Regions from separate parts of the Homo sapiens genome. Here region 1 is linked to region 2. Evidence: chromatin loops called from intact Hi-C (ENCODE). Cell type or tissue: heart left ventricle. All regions are shown on one strand.

Region 1 (8,000 bases), 52 kb after region 2:
ATTTTTCATCTTTGTTTGAATTTCTTAAGTATTATTATTCTATTTTCCCTCTTTCTTAGCTTGTTATTTATACATTCTGTCATCATTCTTTTAAAGATTATCTAAACTTTAAAACATGCATCCTTAACTTATCAATGACAACACAACTTCGTTATCACTTCCTGTACACTACAAGGAACTTAGAATGATTTAACTTCATTAACTTCTTTGGATTTATGTTCTACTTTTACCATGTATGTTATTCCCTACATATTTTAAACTCCACAAAACATAATAATTATTATTTTATAAAGTCAATATTTATTTATATTTAACCATTGAATTCTTATTTCTATTGCTCTTCACTCCTTACATTTCTGAGCCTTGATCGGGGATAATTTTCCTTCTGTCCCAAGGATACTCTTTACTGAATACTTCCTTTAGTATAGATCTGTTCATGATTTTTAAAATTATTTATTCATTTATTTTTATTTTTTAATGGAGACAAGGTCTCACTATGTTGTCCAGAGTGGTCTCAAACTCCTGGGCTCAAGTGATCCTCTCACGTCAGCCTCCCAACATGCTGGGATTACAGGCATGAGCCGCCATGCTCAGCCTCATGATAAGTTTTTAATATCTTTAACTCTTCTTCATTTTTGAAAAATCTGGTAGATAGAATTTATAGTTAATAGTTGTTTTCTTTCAGCAATTTGAAGATAGCATTCCACTTCCTTCTGACATCTATTGTTCCAGTTCAAAAGTCAGTTGTCAGTCTTATTTTTCCTTTAAAGATAAGAGGTACCCACTCCCCAACCATGATGCTTTTCAGCTTTTCTCTTTTTCTTTTATAAATGTTACCATGTTGTCCCTATGTTGTTCTCGTTAGCTTTGTTATCAGAAATTTTACTATGTTGAATCTTTGTACTTATCCTGCTTGGTGCCCTAGGGCTTCTGGATTCTGTGGCTTTGTGTGATTTGTTAGTTTTAGAACTATCTCAGCTATTTTTTTCCAATTATTTTTTATGTCCCACTTTCTCTCTCCTCTCCTGCTGAACCTCCAGTTACACATATATTAGGCCTTTCCACCATATTTAATATGTCTTTCACAATCTGATATTTATTTTCCATCTAAAAGCCTCAAAATGCTTTATTGTTGATATTTTCTTCTGCTTTATCTTCTGGTTCACTAACTCTCTCCTCAATTGCATCTACTCTATTGAACCAATTCATTTGGTTTTTTTAAAGCTTAATTTTTAAAGTACAATTTACACAGCATAAAATTCACCCATTGTAAGTACACATTCAATGGTTTTAGTCATTAATTCATTTATGCAACCATAACCATCACCACAATCCAATCTTACAGCATTTCCATCACCCAAAAAAGTTCACTCATTTAGATTTTAACTGCAGTAATTGTATTTTTCAGTTCCAGAAGGTCCATTTGGTCTTATTTACAATTTTCAGTTCTCTGGCAGAGTTTTCAATCTTATCTTTTAATCCTTGAAACATATTAATCACAGTTATGGTAGGGACCATATTTGATTATCTATTATCTGGATCTCTTGTAGGTATATCCAATTTGTTTATTTTTTATTGTTTTTTTTAATCATATCTGGTCTTCTCATGTGATGTGTCTATTATTTCTACTGACTGACAGATATAGTACATGAAAAACTACAGTGATAACCTGAGTTTCTGGGAAAAGCATCTTCCTCCAAAGAGAATTTTTATTCTGGCTTCAGGCAGACATCTAGGCTAGGGGCACTAATCTGAAATTATTTGAGTTTTGGCTTCACTACCTATGTTTTATTTCTGATTCACCTAGACTCAGGGTTCTCAATGAAAGCCTAGGTTGTTTACTAGGGCTTCTGCCTTTTCACAGGACCTAAATACAATTACCACACCCTCAAGCCCATGAACTTGTTGAAAGCTCTGCTAAGTTTCTTAATCTTTTAGCCTCTACTTTTTGAACTGAAATTTTTCTCAAGAAGATAAAACTCAAAAGCAGAGTTCACCTCTCTGAGTTTTCTACCACTTCTTACTCACCCCACCAACCCAGATCTTGGTTCTGCAATTCCCCATTGCCCTGATGGCTCTCCAATTTTTCCAAACTGACTTTTTTTCTTTTTAATTTTGAGCAGCTTTTCTCAGCAGAAGAGTTAAACAGAACAAACCTGATCTACTATTGCTAAATATATGCACTACCACTGTAAGTTAGGTGACCATAATTTATCAAACCAGGATGTTCTTGAAAATGAAAGTAGACACTACTAGTGATTACAAGGGGGTAGTAAGCATAAAACAAAACTGTCACAAACATGTCAGACTGTATGGTCATCCTAATAATAATGCATGGAGTGAATGAATTCTCTTAACAATCCAGAGGGATCAGAAAGGGCTCATTTCAACACCACATTTCAAAAGAAACAATTGAGACAGATTAATCTGATGCCCCATGGAAATTCCACTGTTGTTTGTAGGGCCCCTTCTAATCTCCTTTAGGGATTTAGCTTTTTCTCCAAATTTTTATTTTGGCAAATAAAATATAAATTTTCTCCAAATTTTTATTTTGCCTAAACAAAAATAAATTAATTTAAAAGTCACATTGGCCACGTCGAAGATATGGAGGTCTGGTCTCTTCCCTTTATGGTGACTGAATTATTTGGTTTTCAGGATAGAAGTAAACCCTTACTCATTGTGGGAAGAGACTACTCAGTGGCTCATTGCATTAACAGAGGAAGTTAACTATTACAGCCTGCCAGTTCCTGGACCCTATATACTATTAATGCCCTTGGCTGAGACTTGGTGCATTTGTGTAGTTTTGGAAACTCCTTCAAGCAAGAGAGAAATTTTTCTGAAAAAATAGAGAAACCTTAGACTTGAAAAGAAAGTGAGTACAATTTGCAAGAAGAGCACTGCACCATATTCCCTTTTCTATTTTATTAGAAATGCTGTATCTTGCTTTCATTTAGCAGAAATTCTATGCCTTATTCCATGAAGCAAACAACATAATAAGTAAAGGGCTTGCTCTGTCTTGGCTTCTGAGAGAGCTAGATTTGCCTCCTGGGTCATCTTCTTAAGTGAACTCCTTTGGGCTGGAGAGCTGTTCTCTGATTAATGCCAGAGCCAAGCCCAGGGAGATGCTCAATCAGATAAAATAGCGTTGATGCCTAATTATAGACTCACCATGTCTTGTATTTTGCAGCCTGACCCTTCCTGGAATTTTGACGATGCTATTCAGGATACCACTTCCTATTCATAATCTGCATATTTAAGATGGCTTGATTCAAAACAATGTTTTGGATACAAACATTCCAACATTTTTCCAAAACACAGGCTTTATCAGCATATAAAGTAATTTGCCACATGCATTGTGTTTGCATCCTAGCAAGTGGATAATAGATTAGAGTTACTAAAACGTCAGTGTGTTTTCCCATCCATAGTACACTGCAAAGGACTCAATGAAAGGAAAACAAAATATGATTCCACAATTTAACTTAGGTCCATATGCCATTGTCATTTAAGACCAAAAACAACAGAAAATAAAAATGAGGCATTGAAAACACTGAACCTAGCAACAAAGCAATTAGTTAAACTCAGGTACAGGGTGATATTGAGGCCAATAACCTAGGGTCTGTTTCAGCTGAGATTATCTATGGCCCTGGGGAATATTCAAGAGCTAAATTCCTCTGCTTGTTGATATGCTCAACACTGGCCTGGAGACAGGTCAGCCTTCTTATGGGAGGCCTAAAACCAAAGGAAAAATGAGTGCAAGGTTTTTTGTTTTTGTTTTTTTTTCCTGCTTCTCCCTTGTTTGTCTACACTCCATCTAATCCTCTCTGGGGCAGGGTCTTATCTCCCTACATCCAGCCCCTCAATAGTACTAGCACTCGTAGACCTCAACAAATATTTCCAGGTAGAGTAAATGAATTTTCACAACAATCCAGATGGAGCAGAAAGGGCTCATTTCAAGATAACATATCAGAAATAACTGAGACAGACTAATCTGATGTCCCATGGATATTCTACTATTGTTTGTAGGGTCCCTTCTAATCCCCTTCAGGGATTTAGCTTTTTCCCCACATTTTTATTTTGGCAACTTTCAAACCTAAAGAAAACCTGAGCCTGGTCAACATGGAGAAAGCCCATCTCCACAAAAAATACAAAAATTAGCTGGGCATGGTGGTGCACACCTGTGGTCCCAGCTATTTGGGAGGCTGAAGTGAGAGAATCACTTAAGCTTGAGAGGTAGAGGTTGCGGTAAGCCGAGATCACACCACTGCACTCCAGCCTGGGTGACAGAGCAAGACTTTGTGTCAAAAAAAAAAACACATGCGAAAGAAAAAGAAGAAAACCTGAAGGAATAATACAATGAGTAAGAGGCAGACCATAAATATGGTCTGCATCCCTAAATATGTCAGCAGGTATCTCCCTAGAACAAGAACATTTTCAGGCATTCAGAGGCTTAATTTTTTTAAAGCACACTGTGCATTCAAAACTGAGTGGTAGGTGACATTTTTTTCTTTTTTTTCTTTTTTTCTTTTGAGATGGAGTCTCGCTCTGTCGCCCAGGCTGGAGTGCAGTGGCGCGATCTCGGCTCACTGCAACCTCCGCCCCCCGAGTTCAAGTGATTCTCCTGCCTCAGCCTCCCGAGTAGCTGGGATTATAGGCACCTGCCACCACACCTGGCTAATTTTTTGTATTTTTAGTAGAGACGGGGTTTCACCATCTTGGCCAGGCTGGTCTTGAACACCTGACCTTGTGATCCACCTGCCTCGGCCTCCCAAAGTGCTGGGATTACAGGTGTGAGCCACTGCGCCTGGCAGGTGACATTTTCAAAAGTCCAGCACAACATTCACACCTCAAGGAATGTATTATACAGTTGGTGACTTAGATTATACAAACATAAAATGATTTGGGGTAATTAAATCCTAAGGTTGATAGTGCTCTTTATAAGTAAAATAAGAGCTCAGAGAAGTGAAAAGTAAGGGTGGAATGAAGTTTCCGAGAGGAAATATGTGGCAGAGATGGACCAGCTGTTCATCAAACCTGTTTCTTCTTCTTCCTGGGCAAACACCTAGACCACCTTCCCAGCAATCCCCCTTGCAGTCAGATGTGGCCACCTTACCAAGTTCTAGCTAATGGAAAGGGAAAAAAAAACAAATTGAGCCACATCTGGGCCTAGCCAATAAAAACCAGCCACTCATGAGCCTCCACATGCTTTTCCTTTTTTGCTATTATGATCCAAATAAGCACTGTGACCTTGGAGCCATGGGTTGAAAATGACAGAGTCCTAAAATGCCAAGTAGTTGGCTTGCTAAAACCTTAAAGAGTGGTATCCACTAATCGGGTCACCCATTTTGGGTATGTAAGAAACAATTTCTATTGTTTTGATTCATGGCACCATTTTGGTTTTGTTAAAGAAGCTAGCATTACCTCAACTAATATGTTGGAACTTAAAATACCCCTGAATACCTGCAGAAGGAAGTGGTAACTTGAAAATAAGGATTATGCTTTTTTCTCTACTGCTTTCTGCACATATGATCTGTACCGTAGTTGGCCAAAGGCATTCATGTGTTTCGGGATATATTAATATTATTAAAGAAGGAACACAAAGAGAAAGCAGGATGTAAGTTTCTTTTCTGGTAGTAATGGCAGAGTAAGTACCTGTCCAATCCTCCAACTGAAAACAACCAAAAATGCTGGACAAAATATTTCCTCAAAAATTGTTTGAAACATATTCATGAGCTCACACAAAAAAATAAGGCACATTCAGAACAGAGGGCTTATATTAGTTTTCACCTTGAAGGCATTTAACAAACTGGGAGAACCTGAGCTTCTGTTTTTACAACTTAGCAAGACACAGGGGAAAGCAGATAAACTTGGTGACATTTACAAAGGCCCACCAAGATAGAGTGTATAATAAGAGGCATCCAGCTACAGAGAGGACTTTAAACTGCCTGTCTCAAAAATAAGTGCTAAGTAGAAAGGGAAAAGTCTTTACTAAAAATGTGTAACCACAAGGTAATCCTCACAGGGGTTTACAGGACAAACTGATTACCTGTTTTGTCCCCAAAACCTCAAGTTGAGAATTTTAAGTCCTTGCTTTGCAGGTTGATAATGATCCTAGGAACCTGACAAAAACAAATGCAAATTCTGGAGAAACTCACTTTCAACTCCAACCCACTGATAAAGAATTCCCACTAATAGAGTTTCCAAAAACAAAGCAAAACAAAACACACACACACACACACACACACACACACACACGTGCGCGCACACACACGCGCGCGCACACACACAGAGAGAGAGAGAGAGAGAAACAAAGCACCATGAACAACAACCAGTGAAAACAATAGAGAGGAGAACCCGGCCAACAAAGACTTCAAACTTTAAAATTAGACACAAAACATAAAATATTGTTTAAATAAATAAAAGGGAACGAGTATATAAGAATCGAGCTAGATCAGATAGATTAGACACAGGAAACCAGAGGGAAAAAACTGAGTAAATTATCTAGACTGCAGCACATAGAAATATAGAAATAGAAAAGATGACAGAGAAGCTAAAACATGGAAAAGACAGAACAAAGGTATAACATATGCTTAATCTCAAACCTGGAATTAGAGAGAAAGAGTACAGAGCAGGAATAGCAGCCTGAGAATCTTCCAGTTCTGATGAGAAAGCCAATCCACAAAATTATAAAGCCCCAAACCCCCAAACAAAATAAACACATACAAATAAGTTGACATCTGAACACTTTATGATAAAATTGCCAAACACCAAAAACAAAGAAAATATCTTAAAAAACAGTCGTAAAGTACTCTTGGAGAAAGAATACCTTCAACACAAATGGCAATGAGACTTAGCATTGATTTATCAGCAGTGGAAGTCAGAAAACAATTGAGCATCTTTAATATGCTGAGAGAAAATAACCATAACTTTATACCTGGCAAAAATATATTGTATACCTAGCAAGATTCCATTTTAAGAACAAGGGGGAAATGGACATTTTTCCAGTGAACAATAGCTTAAAGAGTTTTCCATCGATTTATCCTCACTAAATGAAACCTAAGAGAAGTGATGAAGGGGGTGGGTTGGGGGAAGGAATTATAAGCAAAAAATGTAGTAAACACATGGGTAAATCTTAACAAACATTTCTGGTTTAAAATGATAATATGTAATCTGTGAGATTAAAAAAAAACACAAAAAAAACAAGATAAAACTAAAACACTGGGCAAAAACGAAACCTAAATTGGTAGAGCAGTGATTGGAGTTAAGTGGTCTAAGGTCCTTGCATTGTTTGAGAGGAGAGGAAAGATGCTAATTGGCTTTAGGCTTTGATAAGTATGCATGTTAAAATTTCTAAAGAACCACTAGAAAAGGATCTAGAAATAAAATATCTAGAGGACCACTAAATGAATCATATAGAGAATAAAACTTCCAAACTACTATAGAATACATAAAATAAGACAAAAGAATTCAAAAGAAAGCAAGAAATAAAGAAAAAGAAATATGGAAGAGGCAGGAAAAATGGAAAAAAATGAAGAAATAAATTAGAATATACATGTAATTACAATAAATATAAATGCATTATGTATTTCAGTTAAAAGACAATTATTTTCAGACTGCACAAAAACAATATCCAGCTACATTTGTACATGTCATATATAAAAATGCAGCTTAAATATTAGAACATGAAGAGTTATTTATATTAGAAAAAATATATTATGTTTTTGTTAACATATTAGAAATGAAAACTTCAAAAGTAATTAACTAAGCTGTCAGAAAAATACAAGTTTTATACTCTATTAAACACAAAAGTGTAAGAAGAATAAAGATACAAACAGAAATTAAAAAGAGGCTGAACGCAGTAGCTCACACTTGTAATACCAGCACTTTGAGAGACTAACGCAGGAGGATTCCTTGAGCCCAGGAGTTCAAGACCAGGCTGGGCAATATAGCAAGACCCCATCTCTACTAAAAAGTAAAAAAACTGGCCAGGTGTGGTAGTGCCC
Region 2 (8,000 bases):
GTAAACATAACCCCTGAAAAATTAAAACTTTTTAGGTTTCTGGATAATCTGTGCTATCTGATCAAACTGTTAGCTCCAAGATGTAGAAAGAAGAACCTATGGTATGAATATTAAGTCAGCCAAACAGCTTTACCCTTTGTATGGGAGTGCTTTTTGCTTCCTGTAAATAGCCTAGTAAATGGTTGTTTTACAGAGAATTATTCAGTAAGGAGAAGCCATGGAAAAATTAAGAGGAAATGATTTTTTCCCAATAGCTTCTTTTCTTTTTTCCTTTTTCTTTTTTTTTTTTTTTTTTTGAGATGGAGTCTCGCTCTGTCACCAGGCTGGAGTGTGGTGGCGCAATCTCGGCTCGCTGCAAGCTCCGCCTCCCGGGTTCAAGTGATTCTCCTGCCTCAGCCTCCCAAGTAGCTGGGACTACAGGCGCCTGCCACCACGCCCGGCTAATTTTTTGTATTTTTAGTAGAGACGGGGTTTCACCATGTTGGCCAGGATGGTCTCAATCTCTTGACCTCGTGATCCACCCACCTCGGCCTCCCAAAGTGCTGGGATTACAGGTGTGAGCCACTGCACCCGGCCCCAATAGCTTCTTTTCTTAAAATAATTTTTTATATTATAAAAGCAAACCAAATTTCCTGTATAACCTTTGCCCTTTTCACATATATGTATATACATACACATTTTTATATACACATATGCATACACATACGCATACACATACACACATATACATAGGCAAACATTCATATATACACACAGAGTCTCGCTCTGTCAGCCAGTCTGGAGTGCAGTGGCGTGATCCTGGCTCACTGCAACCTCCGCCTCCCAGGTTCAGGCAATTCTCCTGCCTCAGCCTCCCAGATAGCTGGAATTACAAAGCACCTGCCACCACACCTGGCTAATTTTTGTATTTTTAGTAGAGACGGGGTTTCACCATGTTGGCCAGGCTGGTCTCGAACTCCTGACCTTAAGCGATCCACCCGCCGCAGCCTCCCAAAGTGCTGGGATTACAGGCGAGAGTCACCACACCAGCCCTGACACTAGGTAATTTATAAAGAACAGAGGCTGGGCAAGGTGGCTCACGCCTGTAATCAGATTGCTGATGGGAATGTGAAATTGGATAACCACAGTCACTGTATGTTTTGTGCTTCTATAACAGAATACCAGACACTAGGTTATTTATTTATTTATTTATTTATTTATTTATTTATTTATTTATTTTTGAGACATAGTTTTGCTCTGTTGCCCAGGCTGGAGTGCAGTGGCACAATCTTGGCTCACTGCAACCTCTGCCTCCCAGGTTCAAGCGATTCTCCTGCCTCAGTCTCCCAAGTAGCTGGGGCTACAGGCACGTGCCACCATGCGTGGCTAATTGTTTTTTTGTTTGTTTGTTTGTTGTTTGTTTTTTGTGGGGTTTTTTGTATTTTTAGTAGAGATGGGGTTTCACCATGTTGGCCAGGCTCGTCTCGAACTCCTGACCTCAAGCAATTGTTAATTGTTGATTTCCACTAGAATTTTCACATTGCCTGATGAGTATGCCACATTGCTTCTTTCAGATTTATTGATAATAGCATCCCATTTGTTTCCTATCTAGAAATTATCATTTGTAACCAATTATTTGTTACCTCCTAGTTTGCCCATCTCCCCAACGGACTGTGAGCTACCACAGGTAGATACTATTTCTATCTTACCCTCCATTGCATCCCCACTGACCAGCACCAAGGCTGGTGTGAATGTTTGTTGAATGATCACTGCCTGAATTAACTGATTATTTAAATAATGCCTAACTGAAGTTCTAGCTTAGTTGAGGGTCTTCGAAATAAAGCTGGTGATTTAGCAATTTGCCAGGAGATTTTGCTTCACAGAAACGCTTGCAACCCATAATTCTGAAGCTAGTTATCTCCTCTAGGAAATCTCAGGAAGCCAGTCTCTAACCCTAGGAGAGAAAGTAGGAGGTGGAAGGGGGAACTGGCAAAGGGAAAATACTTTCTCTTGTTCAAAGACAGCATTCAACACTGGACACACCTCTGTTCAATTATTCACGATAGAACACTTGAGTTGAAATAAAAAATATCTATGTGTTTTTAAACACAGCTTTGGGACAAGAAACACCCCATTCACTTAGAGTAAAAATTACCTTTCACTTGCTTACTCCTGCCTGCGCTTTCTCTCCCTCCCACCCTTAATCTCTGCCCTACATATTTCCAAGATTTTCTCAGACGGTATTTTATATCATTTCCTAATTATTCCTCACATGTATATTTATGTTTGTCAGAATATATGCATGTATGCGGCTAGGCTACATATACGGTTATAAAGATGTGCACATATCACAGCATTACTTATTTATTTACTCTTGCTAATATAGCAGGGTAACAGAGACGGAAAAATCAAAGCGGTAGATAATTTAAAAATTATTCATATTTGACTCTAGGACACCAACAATTTACTTAAACACTAGACTTCTATTCTTAATTCCATTTAGCTTAGGCTATTAAGACTAATTTATGTTTCAAAGGCATACACTAACTAATCGTATGGGATAATGTATGTAAAAGTATTCTATAATTAGAACCTTAATGTAAATGTAAGTTATTACCATAATAATGATGACTTTTCTTTTCAATTTATATATATGTATGTATGTATGTATATATGCCTATATATTACAAGATCTAGGTAGCCTAACACAATTGTTTTCAAATACCTGCTCACAGCCAATACTGGTCAGTGACAAAGTTTTCAAAATGAGAAATATCAGAACAAGGTATTCAGTTTTTTATAATGTGCCGGGCGCGGTGGCTCACGCCTGTAATCCCAGCACTTTTGGAGGCCAAGGCAGGTGGATCACCTAAGGTCAGGAGTTCGAGACCAGCCTGATCAATATGGTGAAACCCTGTCTCTACTGAAAATACAAAAATTAGCCAGGCGTAGTGGCCGGTGCTTGTAATCCCAGCTACTCGGGAGGCTGAGACAGGAGAATTGCTTGAACCTGGGAGGCGGAGGTTGTAGTGAGCTGAGATCATGCCACTGCACTCCAGCCTTGGCGACAGAGTGAGACTCCATCTAAAAAAAAAAAAAAGAATTTTATAATGTTAAATGTATTATATTTTTAAATGCTCTTTATTCTGAAATTAAATTCTTACTCATGTGTTGTTTGAAAGGCCTTTTGTTTTATGAAACTATAGTGATAACAAATGGTAATTTTTAAAGTCCTTATCTGTAAAAAAAAAAAAAAAAAGAACATTTTCTTTTGAAATGTTAACTAATCCATGGAATTGAAGAATCTGTTAAAAGCTAATTCAGGCAACAAAAACACCAACGCCTGTCCATGGTCTATTTGAGAAAAGAAAGCAAGGCTCCTCTTAGCCTTCAACAATCCCAATTACAACGACATTCGAAAACATCCGGAAAGACGCATCCTCTGAGCAGAGCCCTCTCTGGCCCCAGGCACTCCAGCACCTAGTGGCTTGTGTGAGCTCACTTCCTACTCCCCAATATCCCCCAAAACAGAAGCACCACTTAAGAACAAACCCCAAATCTTATACTAGTCCAAGGTGGGGGCGGGGTGAGGGAGGAATTGAATCCAATTTATTATTGGCAAAGAGACTTCAACGTTTCCATCTGATGGTTCAAACATCCATAACAGAATCGGTATTTCTTTTCAGATTCAAGGCATGGCCAAGTCGCACAGGCTCACTTCAGGGTCCAGTTTTCATCTTGGAGGCTGCAACCCAAGCGAGCTCCCTGCCCTTTGATCTGGATGGAGCCAGTGTTACAAATATGCTTGTATTAAGCTATCTCCAGTCTGCCTGAGGGCATCAGCCTGGAATGCAAGGATGGGAGTTTCAGACTGTGAGGTTCCCAAGTCTTCATTCACATTACATTTCTTTCTGGCAGGCCGGCTAATGCTCCTTCAGTGCGATGCCTGTGAGCCATGGTAATGCATGCGGCATCACAAGCAGGACTAGAGAGTTTTGCCTCCATCCTCCAGGCCAAGAATTCAGATGAAGAACAGGAGAACTACAAGCAAACACCAGTACTCTAAATTACACCTTTATCATGCAGCTGGCAGGCACTGACTGAGCACCCATGAGCTCCAAACACCATGCTATGAGACACAAAGGAAGCTCTGTGGTCTTTGGCCATCAAAACATCCATGTTCCGCCACCCATCTCTGGGGTAAATGAATCCTTACGTGGACCCCATCCCCTTCCATTCTGAGGCCTTATCCTCCTAGACTTGACAGGGCAGGTCTTCATTTTCCAAATCAAAATGTATAAAAAACTTGTTATAGCTGGAAGACATTCTGCGTGAAATAATGTACAGTGCACAGCAAACACTTCCAGTAGCACTGCCAGCCCTTCCCCATTTCCTGGACAATCTACTGAAAAATCTTCCACTCATTCTTTCATAGGCTGAGGGTGTCTGCTGGGCCAAATTGTCTGCCGGTGACAGAGAGAAACCAACAGACTCTGCATCGCCCAGGGATAAAACTGAAAAAGAGAGACAGATGCCCTTGACAAACAGCACACTCTGCACTACACCTGTGTGACTTGTCACCAAGAGATGTCCAACAGTGGATGATCAGAGATGGGGAGAAAGCAGCTCACTTATTTTTCACCAGCTCATACCACATCAGTCATAATCCAAAACAAAAATCAAGAACTCCTGAGTCCTCGGGCGACTGCTTCATGCAAACACAGAAATGGTATAACTGTGACCACTGTTTTTTGACTCTTCCCCAGAAGTAAAGGTACTGATTTTAATACCATGCTTGCTGGACATCCATCATCCAAAACACAATGCAATCATTGTAAGACGGAGAGAGCGAGAGACTCTTTTCTGTGGGGGTAGGGGCAGGCAAACTAGAGCCTCTGCAGACACGCAGGGAAGAAACAGTCTTCTACTTCTTGTTGGAATAATGGTGGGACGCACACACGAATGTTTCTGGCTCGCCTTAAAAGAAAGAAACTCTTTCAGAGAGCAGAGCCCTTAAACATCTTATCAGCCTTTGAAGTTACGCACAATGACATCCTTTGGTTCCTTGCCCGGGATAGAGGTTTAAGCTTTAAGACTCCATTTACTTACCAAGAATTGTAGAAATGTTTTCACTGCAGCAGAAGGCAAAAGAGCTGACTTAGTAAGCAGCAAGTGATAGGATGGTGAGGTGGAGGACAACATCCTTTACACGGGGCACCCGACTGTGCTATGGGGCTCAAGAGCTGTGGGTCTAACTTTCTGGGGTTAATTTCCTTGATTTCCTGTCTTCTGCACAATCAGATCAGTTTTGTGAGACTAAAGCCAAAATCCTAGAAGCAGAATAGGTTCTGATCCATCCACTATCCCTTCAACCCGTCCCTGGTCCAACCTGTCTTACTAACTAACACTTCTCCTTCCTCCCAACACCACTAGATCACTACAACCCATCTCACAGCCCCGACAAAAAAGGTCACAGCACTCAGCTCCCTCCAAGGTACAGAGTTCACAGTGCTGGTATCTTTTCCCATGAGAAGCCAGGAAAGGAGAGGGCCATGTGCCAGCTGCTGCCCCACACAGTCCTCTAGGGCTTCTGGACGAGTGTGTAGTCCCCTCGCGGCAGGTCCTGTACATCTGGTGGACCACTCTATCTCTGCACAGTGTGTCTCCAGCCAGCACAGTGTCCAGTATGTAGCAGGTACTCATGACACGCTTGTGGAACAAAGGCCTGGTTGCCCCCACCCCTACCGTTCCTCTTTCCTTTCTGCTAGATACTCATCTAGGGGTAACTCTATTTTTAGGGCCTCACCCATGACTAAATCCCAGACATCAGAACTGCTTCCCAGAGCTGTTTGGTCTGTTTTTGTTTTAATCTCACGCCACAGCAAAAATTCTCATGCAACACCCCCAAAAGCTGGGAACCCAGAGATTCTAGGAACCTAGTACTAGTCACCTAAGAAAAGGTAAGAATATCACATGCTGCTGTTATCATGGTCTGATGATCTCCGGAAAATTAATTACTGAATTGGAGCCAAACACTTGAAGGAAAACAGAAGGAAATCTGTTGCCTTGAGATTTATCTTTCTTCTTCAAAGAAAAGCGCACGGTTGCTTCCATAGTACATGATGTTAAGACAGGACTTGGGCCAGTCATTGTAAAGAGCATCTGAAAAATCACTCCGAATTGTGTGTTCAGTTGTTTTGTGAAGGATATAACTATTTGTTTACTGAAGTGGGGCCAGAAAAATTCTGTGAAAATATCAGCCAAACTCAAGTCTCTACCAGCAAATACGAGCATGCAGTTCACATATGTGTCACCGTCACGTGTATTATCTCTGACTTATACATAAGAATAATGTGTAAATAAGCTGAACCCATTCAAACAACCAAATGATTTTAGTTCGCAATAGAAGCATAAACATGACCCTTGGTTTAAATGAGGTTTTTACTCTAAATTGTCTATGTACACAATAAAACAAACTCCTTGCAGGGGCCTGGAGGGTGTCTCCACATGGTTGTGTGAATTCTCCTAATTAAAAGTGTTGGGGAGGCTGGGCACAGTGGCTCACACCTGTAATCCCAACACTTTGGGAGGCCGAGGCAGGCAGATCACCTGAGGTTGGGAGTTTGAGACCAGCCTGGCAAACATGCCAAAACCCCGTCTCTACTAAAAATACAAAAGTTAGCTGAGCGTGGTGGCATGTGCCTGTAATCCCAGCTACTATGGAGGCTGAGACAGGAGAATCGCTTGAACCCAGGAGACGGAGGTCACACTGGGCGGAGGCTGCAGTGGGTGGAGGTTGCAGTGAGCCAAGATCGCACCACAACACTCCAGCCTGGGTAAAAGAGCGAGACTCCGTCTCCAAAAAGCAAAAAGTGATGGTGAGTCAACATGAAGGGACTCTTTCAAACACCCCATTTGGCAGGTGTTTATGGTGGGCCTCTATGAGAAAATTGTCAAGACACTTTGGGAGGTCAAGGCAGGAGGATCCCTTGAGCTCAGGAGTTCAAGGCAAGCCTGTGCAAAATGGCGAAACCTCGTCTCTACAAAAAATACAAAAGTTAGCTGGGCATGGTGGCGTGTGCCTGTGGTCCCAGCTACTAGGGAGGCTGAAGTGGAAGGATCACTTGAGACCAGGCAGTTGAGAATGCAGTAAGCAGTGATGTCGCCACTGCATTCTAGGCTGGGCAACAGAACGAGACCCTGTCCCAAAAAAAAAAAAAAAAAAAAAAAGACAATTGTCAAGAAATTATTTCTGGTGTGGGGGGCTACATTTGGCCTCATAGCCAAGAAGCCACACAGTTCCCCATAATTACATAATGAGGACAGTCTGGTAGGGAAAGACTATAAAGTAGTGCTTGTGGGTTAATTGAGTTAAAAGATGAGCCTAAAGGAACCCTTTACTCAAATAACATGAAAGTGAAAAAAAAAAAAAGGGTAAAATAGATTTAGAAAGCAAAACTCAGGAGGTAAAAATGACCAAATACTAACTTTTAATTCCTGATGAAGCAGGAAGGCAGAACTTGAGTCACATCTCAAGATGTCTGACACCCCAATTAGGATCCTCAGCCCCTTGAACAGCTATGTAATTACCCTGGAGATGAATTCCCCCGGCAGCCCCACAAGTCTTTCCAGCCAACTCCATCGCTCATCCGGAAGTCAGGGAAAGGGAATATCTAGGTGAGGTTTGATGATCACAACTACTCAAGGATTACTCAGATCTCAGAAATAAAGACTGGCAGATCAAGGGGAAAGCGCAGTCAGGACTTTTTGGTTCATCAGAACGGTGAAAATAAAATCACTTTTTGCAGTTGTAAGGAGTCAACACAGGTTAGTTTTCCAGAGCCTAAATAGTAAAAGGAAAATAGCTTTACCCTAACAAACAAGAAGGCATACGAAAGTCAAGCAAGACAGAGGGTAGAAAGAAAAAAAAGATACTAATTCCACTAAACGTGACTTTCTTCTTCGTTTTTTTTGTTTTGTTTTTTTATTAGACGGAGTCCCGCTCTGTCGCTCAGGCTGGA

Evidence for each region. A loop is a pair of places that touch in the nucleus more often than their neighbours do. Peaks named below come from ENCODE experiments on the same cell type or tissue, not always from the same donor. Only the 100,000 strongest peaks of a DNase experiment are listed, where the experiment ranks them.
Region 1: it touches region 2 in a loop (4-fold over the local background); 10 of 110 quality-filtered maps call a loop at or near these places.

Annotation. Positions count from the first base shown.
Region 1 is chr14:89,597,989-89,605,988 of GRCh38, forward strand. It overlaps a transcript of FOXN3 not described here. Among named protein-coding and RNA genes, the nearest start is that of FOXN3-AS2, 26 kb to the left of the region's middle. In heart left ventricle, no CTCF peak of the experiment used is centred here; no DNase peak of the experiment used is centred here; H3K27ac peaks cover 955 bases.
Region 2 is chr14:89,546,053-89,554,052 of GRCh38, forward strand. It overlaps a transcript of FOXN3 not described here. Among named protein-coding and RNA genes, the nearest start is that of FOXN3-AS2, 26 kb to the right of the region's middle. In heart left ventricle, no CTCF peak of the experiment used is centred here; no DNase peak of the experiment used is centred here; H3K27ac peaks cover 804 bases.